Regions from separate parts of the Homo sapiens genome. Here region 1 is linked to region 2. A link is a loop called in an ENCODE intact Hi-C map of the cell type or tissue named here. Cell type or tissue: tibial artery. All regions are shown on one strand. Each heading gives the region's core, and the rest is flanking DNA. Links, peaks and the distances in the headings are about the cores only.

Evidence for each region. Peaks named below come from ENCODE experiments on the same cell type or tissue, not always from the same donor. Only the 100,000 strongest peaks of a DNase experiment are listed, where the experiment ranks them.
Region 1: a loop joins it to region 2, with 4 times the contacts of the local background. A loop is called at or near these places in 29 of 110 quality-filtered maps.

The regions. Positions count from the first base shown.
Region 1 is chr6:39,803,944-39,811,843 of GRCh38, reverse strand. The region is part of intron 1 of DAAM2 (dishevelled associated activator of morphogenesis 2); the gene reads right to left. It overlaps LOC124901487 (a long non-coding RNA gene), which reads left to right. Exons shown (of 2, transcript XR_007059917.1): 2 at 1,812-2,014. Among named protein-coding and RNA genes, the nearest start is that of DAAM2, 16 kb to the right of the region's middle. In tibial artery, for the core only: no CTCF peak of the experiment used is centred there; no DNase peak of the experiment used is centred there; H3K27ac peaks cover 358 bases.
Region 2 is chr6:39,884,102-39,892,001 of GRCh38, reverse strand. It overlaps DAAM2 (dishevelled associated activator of morphogenesis 2), which reads right to left. Exons shown (of 25, transcript NM_001201427.2): 16 at 4,410-4,516; 17 at 3,239-3,323; 18 at 555-661; 19 at 280-368. It overlaps DAAM2-AS1 (DAAM2 antisense RNA 1), which reads left to right. Exons shown (of 4, transcript NR_125831.1): 2 at 239-379; 3 at 623-696; 4 at 2,947-3,212. Among named protein-coding and RNA genes, the nearest start is that of DAAM2-AS1, 9.3 kb to the left of the region's middle. RefSeq lists an enhancer at 3,154-4,353. In tibial artery, for the core only: no CTCF peak of the experiment used is centred there; a DNase peak (open chromatin) is centred at 4,161; H3K4me3 peaks cover 312 bases; H3K27ac peaks cover 2,500 bases.

The DNA.
Region 1 (7,900 bases), core at 3,174-5,673, 81 kb after region 2:
CTCCATGAGTTCTCAAGCCATCCTGGAGAAAGCCAGGGGCTGAGTTCCTGCCACCCTTCTCAGATCCCCCCGCCAACATCCCCTGCCAAGAGCTCTAGTAACCTGGGCAAACAGACCATGGCCCCCAGGGTGTTCTCAGCCTAACAGAGAAGGCCAAACCCAGACATAAAAGACTTCAGAATACAGCAAAACAAGGGAGAAAGAAAACAGTTTTCTTTCAAAGGAGCTTATATATGCAGAGGGATCATGAGGTGATTTAAGGAATCCACATTCCATGGGGTAAATCCAGGCAGACGTTCCAGAGAGGAGGGTGCCGGGTGGGGTTGCCATTTGGTGTTGCCCACGAGCTCTCCCCAAAAGTCCCCTCCTTTACTCTGTGGCCTGCCTGAAGGAGAACAGGCACTTTGTCCTGAAATAGTCAATGTACATAACCCCTCCATCGCAGGGATGCTCAGGGTGGCTCTAGTTACAACAATAAGGGTTTAACAACTGGAGTGCTTGCAATGGCGGAGGCAGAGAGAGAAAACAAAACAACATCCACATGAGGTTTTCATTTTCTTTAGCCACGTGAGAATGGCCCTGAAGATCCAGCTATAAATACCCAGCTGCCATTGCCACAAGATGGAAAATCACACACACACACACACACACACACACACACACACACACTCCCTTCAGTTTACAGGCTTACAAATGCAAATCAAAGTTTCTAAGAATATCTGCCTTGAGAAGAGACAATGCTGGACCCCTTGTGCTAAATGCCTTGTCAGGAGGCCTCCTCAAACATATCTGAGGACTTGGCAAGGAGCATTCCCACAGCCATCATCAGGGTGGAATGAGGATCTGCCTCCACAACACCCAGGCCAAGCCAAAGCCCACCAGTGGCCACAAACTGGGCTGAGGGGAAGGGTTTTAGATCCCTTCCCTTAGGGTGTAATAAAGAATAGCCTGCTTTACCCAGGACATTTTAGATTGGGTTCGCTAGAAGCAGAGCCTCGGACAGGATGGGTGTATGTGTGATTTGGTGAAACTGAGCTCTCAGGAAGAACCAGAAAGGGAATGAAGGAAATAGGAAAAGGCAGGGGAGGGATCTGGGAAAGAATGTGGTTTCGGGTGAGGTCTAACTTCAGCCTCATGCTGTGAGGAACTCTGAAGGGTGACTTGGACCGAGACACATTTGTCCCCATAAGGGGCAAAAAAATGGGGCTCTTCCCCTTTCCTAGTGAGTCATTGGTCACAGGATGCAGGGGAGAGGTGGGCTGGGGTGGGGCAAGTGGGTGTAACTTCCAGGTACCTCTGGGTAGAGGGGATGGACAACCCAAGGGCAGCCCACACAGGTGTGAACCATTAGCTGGAGCACCCACAGCAACCAGGGGTCTGGGAAGAGCACCAATAGTATTTTCTGCAGACTCTGCCATACCAAGTGGCTTGTTGCTTAGAATTTGCTTTTTCTATTGATTACATAGGTTTTTGTTTGTTTTTATTTTACCTGTGAAGATTTTAGAATCAGCCTGCTGAAGAGAGAAACAAGGTTTGATCGATGTGACACATGATGCTCATTGTTCACCTAATGTCTGATCTCTTCTTCTTTCTTCCTATGAATGGGTCCCTGCTTTTGTTTGCAGCAGCAACATGCCCAATTAAAAAATGTTCAGCTTCCCCCCGGACTCCACTGCAGTTTGGGACCTCTATTCAACAGAATTTTGATGTGTATGGCCAGGACTTTCCGAGAAGCTTATTAAAGAGACTGGAAGTAGCTGGCATGCACTTTTTATGCATTGTCATTTTCTTTCTTCCTGCCTGGAATGCAGATTGAAGATGGAGGTGATGCAGCCACATTGTAACCATGAAGCAATGAGCACAAAGACAAAGGTTCCATTCTAAAGAAGGCTGAAGAAGAGAGAGAGAGAGGGAGCCTGGGTCCCTGATGGCACTGTGGAACCACCCTACCAACTCTGGAGTGTGTCTGCTGAACTGGTTGTGTAAGAAAAATAAAGAACCCCAGTTGACAGAACAACTCTAGCCAGGTTTCTGTTCCATGTGGCTATAGCTGAATATAAATTCTGATACAAACCTCAAAACACTCGTTCTGTGGGGTATACCATGGAAAAAGTCCCTTTAGATAAATTGAGAAGCGCTAGTTTAGACATCGTAAAACTAGGGTGTTTTTTGTTTTTGTTTTTTTACTGCAGTGCTTCTCTGAGCATTGTGGCTCTCTAGGGGGAAAAGTAGGGGAGATGGAAAAGGGCTACTTAAATTTCTTTAACCACAGAACTTTCTTTTTCCCTAGGACAACCATTGTGAGAACTTAGTGTTCCATCAAAGGCAGTTTGGGAAATGCTACAATAGATGACCTCTTCAGATTTCTTTCCTCCTGAACATTTCACCATTCCCCAGCTAGAAGAAACCGAGCAGATAGCCAGGTCTATAAGCAGCCCTGGTACGTGACTTTAATGAGACATGAATGAGAGCCAAAGAACTGAGGCCTGTGAGGTTGGTCACGGAAGAGCAATGAACTAGGTAAATTAAGAAACTCAGGGAGGTGCCAAGTCCCTGAAATTTCAGAGTGCCCACTCCCCCATTACGTTTCTGCTAAGCCATGAGTCTGGCAGAGGCTGTGTCCCTCTGGATCCACAGCTCCTGCCAAGTGGTCCCTCCTGCACAGCTCCAGCAGGCAGAGCTCTGACGACACCACTCCTTGCTCTCACATCTTCAGGTGGAGAAGCACTAACGGCTTCCTGGTGCTGCTCCTTCCTGAGTGCGTCACCATCTCTCTACTCCCTCCTCTGTAAATAGCCTTCTCATTAAACTCTTATCCATCAAACCCTTTTGGGAGTGCCAACTGCTTCCTGCCTGGAGCCTGACTGACAGAGACAACAATACACATTCTTAGAGAAACCACGCTCCCATGATTTGCTCAAACAAGTCCCAATTTCATGATTTTTGTCTTTTAATTAAGGTGAATTACACGATGTATAAATAAGCAGGATGCAGAGAGGAAAGCCACCCCCAACTTTAGTCCCCAGTGCAAGCACCACGCCAACCCGATAAGGGGTTCACTGCTGCTGAACTGAGAGTTAAGGTTCACGGACTGGGTCAAGGACAAAGGCCATATAACAAGGACAAGGGCCCTCAGGGCCAACACAGTGTATGTCACTTGGATTGGGCTCAGACCAGATTTCAAGGGAAGGAAGCTATCATAAAAAGTAAGGGACATGAAAGAGCTGAATCGACTGCACTTCAATAAGACACCAGAGAAGAAGTCAGCATGGCTTCATTGTCAAGTAAAAGAAAGTGAAGCAATTCCCAGTGGTGGGTACTTTCCCACCTCAGGCTGGGGTGTTCGCAAAAGGAACAGAGCAATGGCTGTATATGAATGAAAATCAGAAGGGAAGGAGGACTTCATGGCGACAAGGCAGTGATGGTGGAGAGAGGAAAATTCTTTCACCCTGTAGCAATGAGAAGCACTTGACATTATCTGGTCCCATGTCCTTATCAAAAGGACAGCCTGTGGTCACTTTCTAGCACTTGCAAGAAATCCCAGTAGCTCTCAAGGAAGGGATGGGAGAAAGAAGGCTCCAGAATTTGCTGTGTGGGAATGAGCCACAGAGTTGCTGTTTGGTTTCTATTAGGTTGGTGCAAAAGTAATCATGGTTTTTGCCATAATTTTTGGACCAACCTATACTACTACGACCCTATTTGGCATCTCCACCAGTATATCAAAATATGATCCCAACAAATCCGCAAATTAGAAAAAAAAAAAAAAAAGGTCAAAAACAGTGATTACCATGTGCACATGAGATATAGATGTTTGGAGAAGAGCCTATTTGGAGATGTCACATCTACCTGAAATTTTCCAGATGGACCTACAGCCAATAGGAGACAGCTTCCTGTTCACTCTTCAGCATAACTACTCACCAATGGTCAAGGGAGATGAACTAGGAGTCTGTGCCTAGTTTTTAAAATTAGCTTTGCTTAAACCAAAAAATATTTTAGATATCTAAAAAATATAAATAATAATAAACTAGGCCTGGTGCAGTGGCTCAAGCCTATAATCCCAGCACTTTGGGAGGCCGAGGTGGGCGGGTCACTTGAGGTCAGAAGTTCGAGACCAGCCTGGCCAACATGGCAAAACCCCATCTCTAGCAAAAATACAAAAATCACCCAAGCATAGTTGTGCTCGCCTGTAATCCCAGCTACTCAGGAGGCTGAGGTGGGAGAATCACTTGAACCCAGGAGGCGGAGGTTGCAGTGAAAAGAGGTCACGCCATTGCACTCCTGTCTGGGTGACAGAGTGAGACTCTGTCTCAAAAATAAAATAAACATTTGTATACCCACCCTTCAGTCTAAGAAATAAAATATTACAGATATAAATGAAGCCCCTATGTGCTTCTCCCCTGGTCTGCCTTACTGCCTTTCCTAGAAGGAGCCGCTTCTCTGAATTTTATGGTTGTTCACAAACATAATTTTATGCTTTAATTATACATATAAATGTTTGTAAATAAAAGAGAGTATTGTTTTACATGATTTTAACTTACTAGCAATGGCATCCTTCTGCAACTTGCTTAATATTGTTTCCACTTCATATCGTTTCTGAGATTATATGTCACTAGTATCTGTCTTTAACAATGTCTAGCACCCTTTTTTTTTTTTTTGCTGTGTTCTATAGTATTCCACCGTAAGTATGTATGTATCAAATTATTTAACCAGTCTTCTGGTTGATAATGGATATATGGGTTGCTTTTTAGCTCTAAAAAACCATGCTGTAGTGAATATTCCTGAACATATCTTCTTTCCATATGTATTAGACTTTGTCTGGACTTACCTAGGAGTGAAATTGCTGGGTCTTACAGTAAATGCATCTTCAGTTTTACCAGATAGTGTCAAATTGCCCTTTGAAGTGTTCCTATCAGTTTAATTCCACCCTTAGTGAAGAGGAGTTATTTTTGGCTCCACATCCAGTATGATGAGCATGATTTTTTCTTTTCTTTTTTTTTTTTTTTGCCAATCTGATGAGTATAAAACAGAGTCTCCTTGTGATTTTAATTTATGTATTTCCCTGATTCCAAGTCAGGTTAAGCATCTTTTCATATGTTTATGATTCTATGGCATCATTTTAATGTTAGCATTACATTTACATGCTTTAAGACACTAAAGGATTTTTTATTTTAATTCCTCACTGGAAAACTTGCAGAGGAAAGAAGGGTTGAGGATGGAGGCAGAGGGAAGACTCCCTTTTGCATCCTGGCTATGAGACAGGGATTTTTTTTTAAATAAGCCATAATATTAGAGATAAATCACATGAAGCAGAAATTCCAGCCATTCCTGGGCAATGTGGGGAATGCACTTTTTAGACCTTGTTGTCATTGTCTAGGAGCAGCTCTGAATGATTTCATCATACCCTTCACCTTCAAGGCACATAGCTATATGGGTATAGCAGATAGGCTGGAGGAATCAAAGGAACCATTTGTCCATCTTCCTACTGCAAGAAGCACCACGTATTGACCATATCAACAGATGAAATGGCTCCTCTAATAACATACCTGGAAGGAGACTCCACAATGTCCTTCTACTCCCAAATACTCTTAAATGAGAAAGAGGCATCCTAAGATATTTTTCAAATATCTTTTACATTCTGAGCAAGACGGACTTGTTTAATTTCCATCCACTTTGAGCATCTCCCTCTTATAGCAATAATCTTCACTTCTAGATCCTTCCCCCATGACATTGCTGAGTACCTTGAGGACTCATCTATATGTCCCCTGTCTCTGGCTCAAGGATGGTGGCAAAATAGATCAACTAGTTTGGAAATGCTTGAGAGTAAGGACCACATGTTATTCAACTTCAAAATTTCAGGAGGCATTTGATTTATGTTTCTTAAGGGAAGGAAATTCTTCCACACTGAATTTTCTCTGAGCTTTAAGAACAGCGTAATGGTAGAAATAAGCCAGTCTTGTTCAGGTTATAAAAGATACCTTAAAAATACCTTAGGGGCCGGGCACGGTGGCTCACTCCTATAATCCCAGCACTTTGGGAGGCCAAGGCGGGTGGATCATGAGGTCAGGAGATGGAGACCATCCTGCCAACATGGTGAAACCCCGTCTCTACTAAAATACAAAAAATTAGCCGGGTGTGGTGGTGGGTGCCTGTAGTCCCAGCTACTCCAGAGGCTGAGGCAGGGAAATCACTTGAACCCAGGAGGCAGAGGTTGCAGTGACCCGAGATCGTGTCACTGCACTCCAGCCTGGGCAACAGAGCGAGACTCTGTCTCAAAAAAAAAAAAAAATAACCTTAGGATACTTCTTTCCCATGAAACCTTCCCTGACTTCCCCCAACTCAGAATATTTCCTCATCCATGTGTTGCAGTAACACCATGTAGTATAATACCTAGCATTCCAATGGAAAGAAAACTATGTGGCAAATAATAATAAATATTTATGGAGTACATACTATGTTCCAGGCACTGTTCTAAGTATTTTACATATATTAATTTTATCCTCATTTGGGAGTAGGTATCATTACCATCACCATTTTACAGATGAGGAAACTGAGGCTCAGTTTCCAAGACTACACTCCTAGCAAGTGGTGAAATTTGAATTTAGGTCCCACTAGTTTGACTCCCGGAATCTGCACTAGAAATCACTGTGCTATACCAAAACTTCTCCTGGAAGCACACAAGCCCTTAGATGCTTCTTGCTGTTGTTCTGGTGAAAATGCAGCTGTGGGCTTAATAAGAAATTAATTATCCTTTGCATCCTTATCTTGGAAACCCACATCAAATCCTTAGGGCCTTGGAGGAATTTGCTGATTCCTTTCTTATTAATAAAAATTCCCAGTCACAGGGGTTTGGCTCATATGCAGTCAACCTCACTTTAACAGACTGGAGCTCTGGAGGTGGGCGGGAATTTTGCTCACCAGAATTCACTCCACAACACCTGACTCAGCACACAGTGTCTCATACCAGGCAGCTTCCCAGATGTTTGTTGAGTGACCACAAGCATTAACAAATAAGACTTACACAGCACTTTGCAGTGTGCCAAGCACTTTTCATATACTTTACACCTTCCGGCTCACTTCAATCTGGTACCACCAGTATTACTGTCATTTCCATTTCACACATGACTAGAAATGCTCAGAAGCTCATCTATGGCGGTGCAGCTAATTAGAGGAAGGCTGGAATTCAAACCTAAGTCCTGACACCAAGTCCCATGATACCACATCTTTTGTTACTAATTAAGTTGATCCCTTTTATTCTTTGTCCTTTGTATGTGTATGTGCGCATGCATGCATACACACACACACACACACACACACACACACAGAACTGATCTCTCTTTCTGGACCAGTGCAATAGGCGTCAGCTCAGAAAAAAAGGAAAGAATCTAAACCAAGTTCTTGTTTATGGACTATGAATGAATGAGTGAGCTAGTGACTGAGTAAATGAATACACACAGGGATAATTGATACATACAGTCAACAAGTATCCCCTGAGCGCTAACTCTGTGTCTGCCACCAGACACTGTAAACACTGCAGTGACTTAGGCACAGTCCTAACCTTCTAGGAGTATCAAATCTGTTAACAGAAGAGTCTCAACAGCAACTGAATCTGAGAAAAGAAGCTCACCTCGTCAGAGCGCCATTTGAACAGGAAATGGTGTGGAAAGGGGAAGAAAAAAGCCAGGCTCTGCCAGACTCTTCCCATAAACAGAGGAGGCTGGGGAGGATGCCACATCAGGCCAAACTCCAGACAGACAGTGCTCTGAAAGAGTTAAAAATAACCCACACAGCCCCACTGACCAGGACAGCAATGCCCACACAGACTTCCAGAGGGTGAGCATTGTCCCAGGCTGCCCAGGACAGTCTCAGTCTGTGACTATTCCCTCCAGTGTCCCATCCAGTT
Region 2 (7,900 bases), core at 2,602-5,101:
CATCCCATGCTGGGGCAGATGTCAACAGACGCCCCACCTTGGAGAGCTTGCATGCTGAGGCATAAGGAACATGTCACAAGGTTGGCGCATGTGCTAATATAAGCAAGTGCATATTTTTATAATAATCATCATTTTAGATTTTGTCTTTGACTTTTTGTTTTTGTTTTTGGGTTGAGAATAAGAAAGGGGTTTCCCTCTGCCCCTATTCACTGGCTCCCACCCACCCTGCCTTTCTCAGATAACTCTCCACTCTAAGCCTCCTGCAACCCTCAGCCCTACCTTCCACTTTGGGCTTTGCCTCAGCCAGCCGCTCCTGGAATTTCTTCTTGAAGAAGAGGGCTTGCAGTCGCTGCTGGTAGTGGTCAATCCTGTAGACAAGGTGAACCATATCTTGAGGTATCCCACCCCTATCCTGGCCAGCCCCAGCTCCCGGAGCCAGCTCCAGTCTCCTCTCAAGCCTGCCCACCTCCATCCCCTTCCTCTTGGCAGAGCCCCACCTGCCCCACCTGCCAGAACCCCACCTGCTTGAATCCCCACCATGCCCATGGCCCAACCTGCTCATTTCATAGAGGAAGCGGTCAGCACGGGCCATCCGCTCAATTTCATGCTTGTGCTCCTCCAGGAGGTCAATGTCACTCTTCTCTGGGATGAACTTGAGGAGCTGCAAAGAGCAGGCGCAAGTCACACAAGCAACTGGTGAGCAGCAGACATGGGGTACAGGGTGTGAGAAGCTGTACTGACTTGGGTCAAGATGGGGAGGGTGCCTTGAAAGAGGGAGGCACCCTCATGTGGACAGATTTCTTTCATCTGCCTGAAGGGGATGACAGGGCACACAGCTCTGAAATTCTTTTTTCTTTTTTAAAATTGAGATGTAACTGATATACAGTATTTCTTTCTTTTTTTTTTTTTTTAATAGGGTCTCACTCTGTCAATCAGGCTAGAATGCAGTGGTATGATCATAGCTCACTGCAGCCGTGACCTCCTGGGCTGAAGCAATACTCCCACCTCAGGTCCTGAGTAGCTGGGAATATAGGCATGTAGCACATACTGGGTTAATTTTTTTTATTTTTTTATTTTGTAAGACTGGACCTCACTACGTAGCCCTGGCTGGTCTTTACCTCCCGAGCTCAAGCAGTCCTCTCACTTCAGCCTCCAAAAGTGCTGAGATTATAGGTGGGAGCCACCACGTCTAGCCTAAAGTACACTATTCTTCAATGTACAGCTCAGTGATTTTTCTTTTCTTTTAAACAAACTTGAGGTATAGTCTACATAAAATAAAATGCACCCATTTTAAATGTGCAGTTCAGTGATTTTTGTCAAATCTCCATCCATTGAATCATCATTCAGATTAAGATAGAGAACATTTCCATCCCCCAGGAAAGTTATTTTTCATCACTTCAGTAAGCCATTCAAGTGAATATAGGCTCTCAACTGAATTCTAGGACCTTAGCCAGATTTGCCTGTCCTTGAACTCATGCTGTATGCTCTCTTTTATGTCTGACTTCTCCCCAGCATAATGTCTAAGGTTCATCCATGTCATGGTAGTTTATTTATTGCTGAGTAGGATTCTACTGTATGAATATACCACAGTCTACTTATTCACTTTCCTATTGATGGACAGTTGGGTTGTTCACAGTTCGGGGAATTTATAAATAAAGTTGCTATAAATAGAGTTGGCCCCTGAGTAACACAGGGTTGAACTGTGCAGGACCACTTGTATGTGGATTTTCTTCTGCCTCTGCCATCCCTGAGACAGCAAGACCAACCATTCCTCTTCCTCCTCCTCAGCGTGAAGACAATGAGGATGAAGACCTTTATGATGATCCACCTCCACTCAATGAACAGTGTCTTTTAATGATTTTTTTTCTTTTTTTTTGATGGAGTCTCACTCTGTTGCCCAGGCTGGAGTGCAATGGCACCATCTCACCTCACTGCAACCTCCGCCTCCTGGGTTCAAGTGATTCTCCTGCCTCAGCCTCCCAAGTAGCTGGGACTACAGGCATGCACCATCACACCTGGCTAATTTTTGTATTTTTAGTAAAGATGGGGTCTCACCATACTGGCCAGGCTGGGCTTGAACTCCTGACCTCAAGTAATTTGTCCACCTCAGCCTCCCAAAGTGCTGGGATTACAGGCATGAGCCACTGTGCCCGGACTTCCTTCTAATAATTTTCTTAATAACGTTTTCTTTTCTTTAGCTTACTGTGTTATAAAAATACAGCATATAATACATGTAACATAAAAATATGTGTTAATTGGTTGTTTATCTTATCAGTAAGGCTTCTGGTCAACAGTAGGCAATTAGCGGCTAAGTTGTTGGGAAGTCAAAAGTTATATGTGGATTTTTGACTGCATGGAGGGTCAATGCCTCCAGCCCCCACATTATTAAGGGTCAACTTTATTCTTGTGTATTTATTTTAGTCAGTATTTGTACTCATTTCCCTGGAGTTATACCTAAGAGTGGGATTACTAGGCAATAGGGCGGGTATATGTTTAGCTGTAGAGTGTACTTCCAAGTAGTTTTCCAAAATAATTGTGCCAAATGAGAATTCCAATTGCTTCACATCCTCGTCAGCACATGGCATTGTCAGTCTTTTTAATTTTAGCTACTCTAGTGGGTGTGTGGTGCCCCCTTATTGTGGTTGACTGTATTTCTCTGATAACTAATCATATTGAACACCTTTTCATATTCTTATTGTCTATTTGGAAATCCTCTTTCATGAAGCACCCCTTCAAGTCTTCTGCTCATTTTTAAGTTGATTTCATCATTTTCTCATTGATTTGTAGAGTTCTTTGTTCTGAATATGATCTTTGTTATATGTATGTATAGCAAATATCTTCTTCTAAGGTTTGTCTTCTTTTCACTCAGTAACCATGCCCTTGATGAACAGAAGTTCTTAACTGTAATGAAGTCCAATTGATGATGTTTCTTTGTGTGTTTTCTAGGTTTCCCAAAGGATCCAAAAAACTGAGAGGGAAGAGATTTGGGGAAGATGTCACTTTTCCTCATCTGACTTTGCCTTGGAGTCAGATGGGAGAATGACTCCTGGAGAACACTTAGCCTTTTCCAGCTTTCCCCAAGAAAGGCTGGCCCAGGGAGGCTTCTATAAACCTTCTCCCTAACTCTTCCAGCCTGATTTCTCCTTGACCCAAGAATCGCAGCCTCCTGGGGGCTGTTGGGAAGGGGCGTGGCTGCCCGCTGGGTTCAGTTCCCCTTCCTTCCCACGAGGGTCCTCACCTGCTCCAGCATGTCCTTAGCAAGGTCCTCCTGCTCATCCATCTTCAAGATGGCCTGCCGGATCTCCTCGTTAGAAAGCTTCAACCTAAGGCAAAACCCCACCTCAATCCAGGACAGCCCTCAAACCTTCTTCTCCAAAAGGTACCACCTCCGCCTTCCCTCATTCCCTAACAGGACTTGGGAATATATTTAATAGTATTCCCCCCTCACCTCCTCTACAAAGCCTTCTTAGATTAGACTAGTATGATTCAGTCCACAAACTTGATAATGAGCATTTTAGTGTCAAAATAGAGACGTGAGGGTCTCTGTTCTCTTGATAATCCATCAGAGCTGATAGGGGCATTTGGGAGTAAAAGAGATGTCTTCAATGTAGACCAAAGGGACAGGGCAAAGGGTTCCTGATCCTTCTCCTCCTCCTCATGCTTAAAAAATGCACAGCATCTCCACGGGAGGACAGGATTATCGGCAAGCCACTAAGAGGGCAATTTCCTGCTGCCTTCATTCTCAGAACACAGAATCGCTCTCAGTCTTCTGACAGCGCCTCAGCTCCCACACAGCTGTCCCAATCAGTCTTGCTGTCTGGGAGAGGGAGAAGCCACACACCCCCATAGCCCTTCCCTATCCCCTCCACATGCACCCCCATTAGGAACCCTGGGGATTCAGAACTCTTTCCACCATCAAGTGGGGGAAACTGAGGCCTGGGGGCTTGTGAGAAGAAAGGGAGGAGGATGTCTCAGAGGCGGCTGGGGCAGCACTAAGAATAGTATGGGAGGTGGTGCCCTCTGACCCTGCTCAGGCAGGAGGCCCCCCCGTACAGAAGCTGTGCTGTTAGCGCAGATACTGCCCTGTTTGTTCTGCAGCCGCGGGAAATGCTTAGGGGCTGAGATCATGCTGCTCCATGGCCTGAGCCAAGCGAGGCCCTCCGTGGGCTTAGAGCAACTCAGCTGCCAGACGCTGACCAGGCTGGGCAAGGGCCTCGTGACTGGGCAGTTTCCTGCCTGCAGAGCCCCAAACTGCTGCTCAAGGCAGGTTCCCGAGAGACAGTTCCAGATCAATGCCTGCCCCTCCCAGGGGACAGCAGAGAGGGAGAGGCCCGAGACTGCCACCACTCCGTTCCTCCACCCCCTTTGTCCCCCAGGCATCCAACTCAACCACCTTCTTTTGCACATACTTGGAAAGAAGGATGATGCAGTTTTGGGCCCTCCGGCCATCAATGACCGACAGCTCTTTGACCTTGCGGGAAGCCAGGTAGATGTCTTCAGTGGAGCCCAGCTCTTTCTGCAACCAACAAGTCAAGTGGACAGTTGAGGTGTGGGTTCCCTAATCCTCCTCTTACCCGCCCCGCAAGAGCCACCTCCTACCAATCCAGGAATGCTCCTGGTGTGAGGGGAAGGGGGAAGAAAAAGACAGGAGAGAGAGGAGGGTGGATAATAGCTAACTTTAAGAGACGGTATCTGGGACTTTTCCATAGGCTCCAATGGGTTGGGGAAGGACACCGAGAAGCCCCCCTTCCTATTTTTTTTATTTTTTTAGAGATTTTTTTTAGAAATTATCCACTCTGGGCAATGAGGGAAGGGGCTGTGCCAGTGGGTCAGGGTATGACTGATCTCTGTGGCTTTGGGCAATGTGACATAACCTCCCATGACTCCAACAGAATCAACTCCCATTCCCACTGCCCAACCCAGAGGCCCTCCTCAGGCTTATGCTGAGAACCTGGTTGCAAACCCCCCTAGGGAACAGTTGCTGACTCCTAGGGACTTCAGGCACAGCCCAAGATGCCCAGGGTAGAGAGCATCCACAAGTTCAGAGGTATGGAAACTGAAGCAGAACTCTCTCCTCTGAGTCCCAGCAGGCAGATTCTGGAGAAATCATTGATCCCGCCCCACTCCTTCTCTTGGGCCCCTGGCGAGGTAGACAGGAGGCTGTCTAGTGTGCTGTTCTTCCTCTGGGAGGTCCCTCTTGCACAACTTCAGGGGCCGCCTTGCATGGTTATCTTTGTGAATTGTGTCGTGCCTACCCTGTGTGTCCTTACAGGAAAGGCTCTCCTTTGGCCTGGTGGGTAAGACAGTAGACCTAGAAGCCTTCTCCTCATTCCAGGAGACATTGACCTCCACTGCTGCCAGGGGTCTATTTGATTACCTCCCTCTGCTACATTTCTTCTTTCTCTTTGGGGGCCCTCTCCCATACCACCCTGTATGAATGGGGAATAAGGTAGAAAGTGGAATGGACAAGTCCTCTCTGTCAGGCCCAGTACAGAGCAGCAGCCCGGGACAGCAGTTAAAAGTTGGAGTGGTCAGAGCCCCGAGAGTAACTCACCTGCTGAGAAGGATTAGTTATCAGCTCCTAGGCAGCAGCCACAGCCAACAGAGAATTAAACATGCACAACATTAGCCAAGACATTTGGGGACCCAGAAATAGCATGACAGACACAGGGATCCCTCAGCATCTACACTGTCCACTTCATCCCAGTGAGACCCATGGTTGTAGACAGGCACCCATAAGTGGCACTAGACAGGAGCTGCTTCTAGCAGACATGCACTCACGGAGAAGCCAAACGAAGCGGAGATCAGGCAGCTCCTCCCATCTGCCTAGTGCGACCACCACTCCCCAGTTAGGGCAGACCAAACCCCTGAGTTCTCCCACCCCAGGCTTTGCTGCCTGTTCTTCCTTTTCCTCTGCTGAAAACCTGCAGAGAGGGTGGAGGACATTCCTCCATCCTGGGATGAGTTCACCTTTCTAAATAGAGGAGGAGTCACAAATGAACTCGATCTGGAAGCTCCAGAAAGTTGTGTTTACTGAGGCAGAGAAAAGCAAGTGCCCTTGAATTTGCTCACTGCCCCTCATCTGTCCTTTGATGTGCAAGGGGAACTGAAGAGGCACAGCACGCACCTCTGTTCTCCCTGACGCCGATGGAGTGGAAGCTACTGACTCAAAACTCGCATGGGGCACAGAGAAGACCATGACTCCCAGGACCTCCCCTGCCCCACAACCAACTGAGAGAAGAGGCAACAAGGTTAATACGGCCTCCGGGATCTCTCCAGTCCTGCTGCTGGGATTTCAGTCCCAGAGACTAGACGGCCCACTGAGTGAGGGGAGGCAGGTGATTGGACTGTGTGGGCTCAGAGAGGTGAGGGGGACAGGACAGGGGGTCTTTCAGTCTTAACTCTTCTCAACTCACCAAGCTGGGAGGCCCCAGACCCAGTTTGTACAAAATCCATAACCTTCTTTCCTGACTGGCCCCATCCCAGCCTCACCTCAGGGCCCTGGAGCCTGAGTAGGCTGGGCCAGAGTCCTGTCCTGCAGAAAGACTCTCAAATGAGGAGGTGGCCTGCGATCACCAAGCCTGGTATGCTTGCCACACACTCCTCTGTCCTCAACCCCACTCGTGGAGAATTGGCTCCCAGGAGCCAGTGCTCAAAGAGTTCCTTTCAGCTCCAGCAGCCTTAGCTGCCAGCCTGACATGGGCATGGGGTTAAAAATGCCTCCTGGAATTAGGAGTAGAGAATCCGATGCTGTGGGCACCCACATTTAAATTAAATAAGCAATCATCTGGCCAGAGCCCTAGGAGCGGCTGCATGTGTCCTCAGTCATCCACAGATCAGGGCTGGGCAGAAAGTGAGCTAGGGCAACCTCTCCAGCTCAGTGGGGAGCCAGGCCACAACAGCCAGCCATTGCCAGGACCCACTCATTGGCACCCAGGGAAACCCTCAAGACTGAGATCCCAGGCTAAGTAAAGAAAACAAGGAAGATGGTAGCCCAGCCCCAAGAGGGAGAAGTCCCTCTGGGGCGGGCCAGAGATAAAGCAATTCCCTGAGGCTTCTAAGCTGGTCATTCCCCAAATGGACTTAGAGGGAAGGCCCCTAGCTGCTAGTTACCAGGCGGATTCCTGGGCCCCAACTCATCTCCCGAATCACATTCCAGGATGAGGTCTGAGAAGCAACCCTTTTGGCAGTCCCCACAGATACTCGGCACAGTTTCAGATTCCCACCTCAGGAACACCCTGCGCTCTGCCACCAACTCACCCCCTACTTTCTCTGTGACTGGAAGACCAGACTGCTGGCAGCCACCTGCACATAGAGCCTTGAGAGCAATATCCAAGGCTTCCCCGGGCCTTCCCAGGCCCAGGCCCAGGCCCAGCCCCAGCCTCAGCCTCAGCCTCAGCCCCCTGAGTGACATGGAGCAGCACCTTCTGCCTTCCTTGCAAGGCAACATCCCCTGCTCGGTCTCATAGAGGTGTTGACAGACAAAATGTGGTGGAAAAGTGGTTTGAGAAGTTATTATGCCTTCTAAGCCTAGTCCCTAAATCCTGGGCCAAAGACAGCAAGGGTCCACAGTGGTCAGGCCTTGCGACTCTACCTCCGATGCTCCAGGATGGAAGAGAGAAATGGACAAAACACCATTTCAATACTTGGTGTATAAATATGAACCATAATACAAGCATATTTCCCCCTATGGTCTGTGCACCTCTACTTCATACCTACATCCTCAGCAAGAATAAAATCATCACCTCATAAAGAATAAAATCATTCAGTATACATGTGAGGAAGGAAGGAAAGAAGGAAGGGAAGGGGAAGATGGAGGAAGGGAAGGAAGGAAAGGAAAGGAAAGGAAGGCAGGCAGGCAGAAAGAAAAGGAGAAGCTGAGGTTTGGATTCAAGGGTAT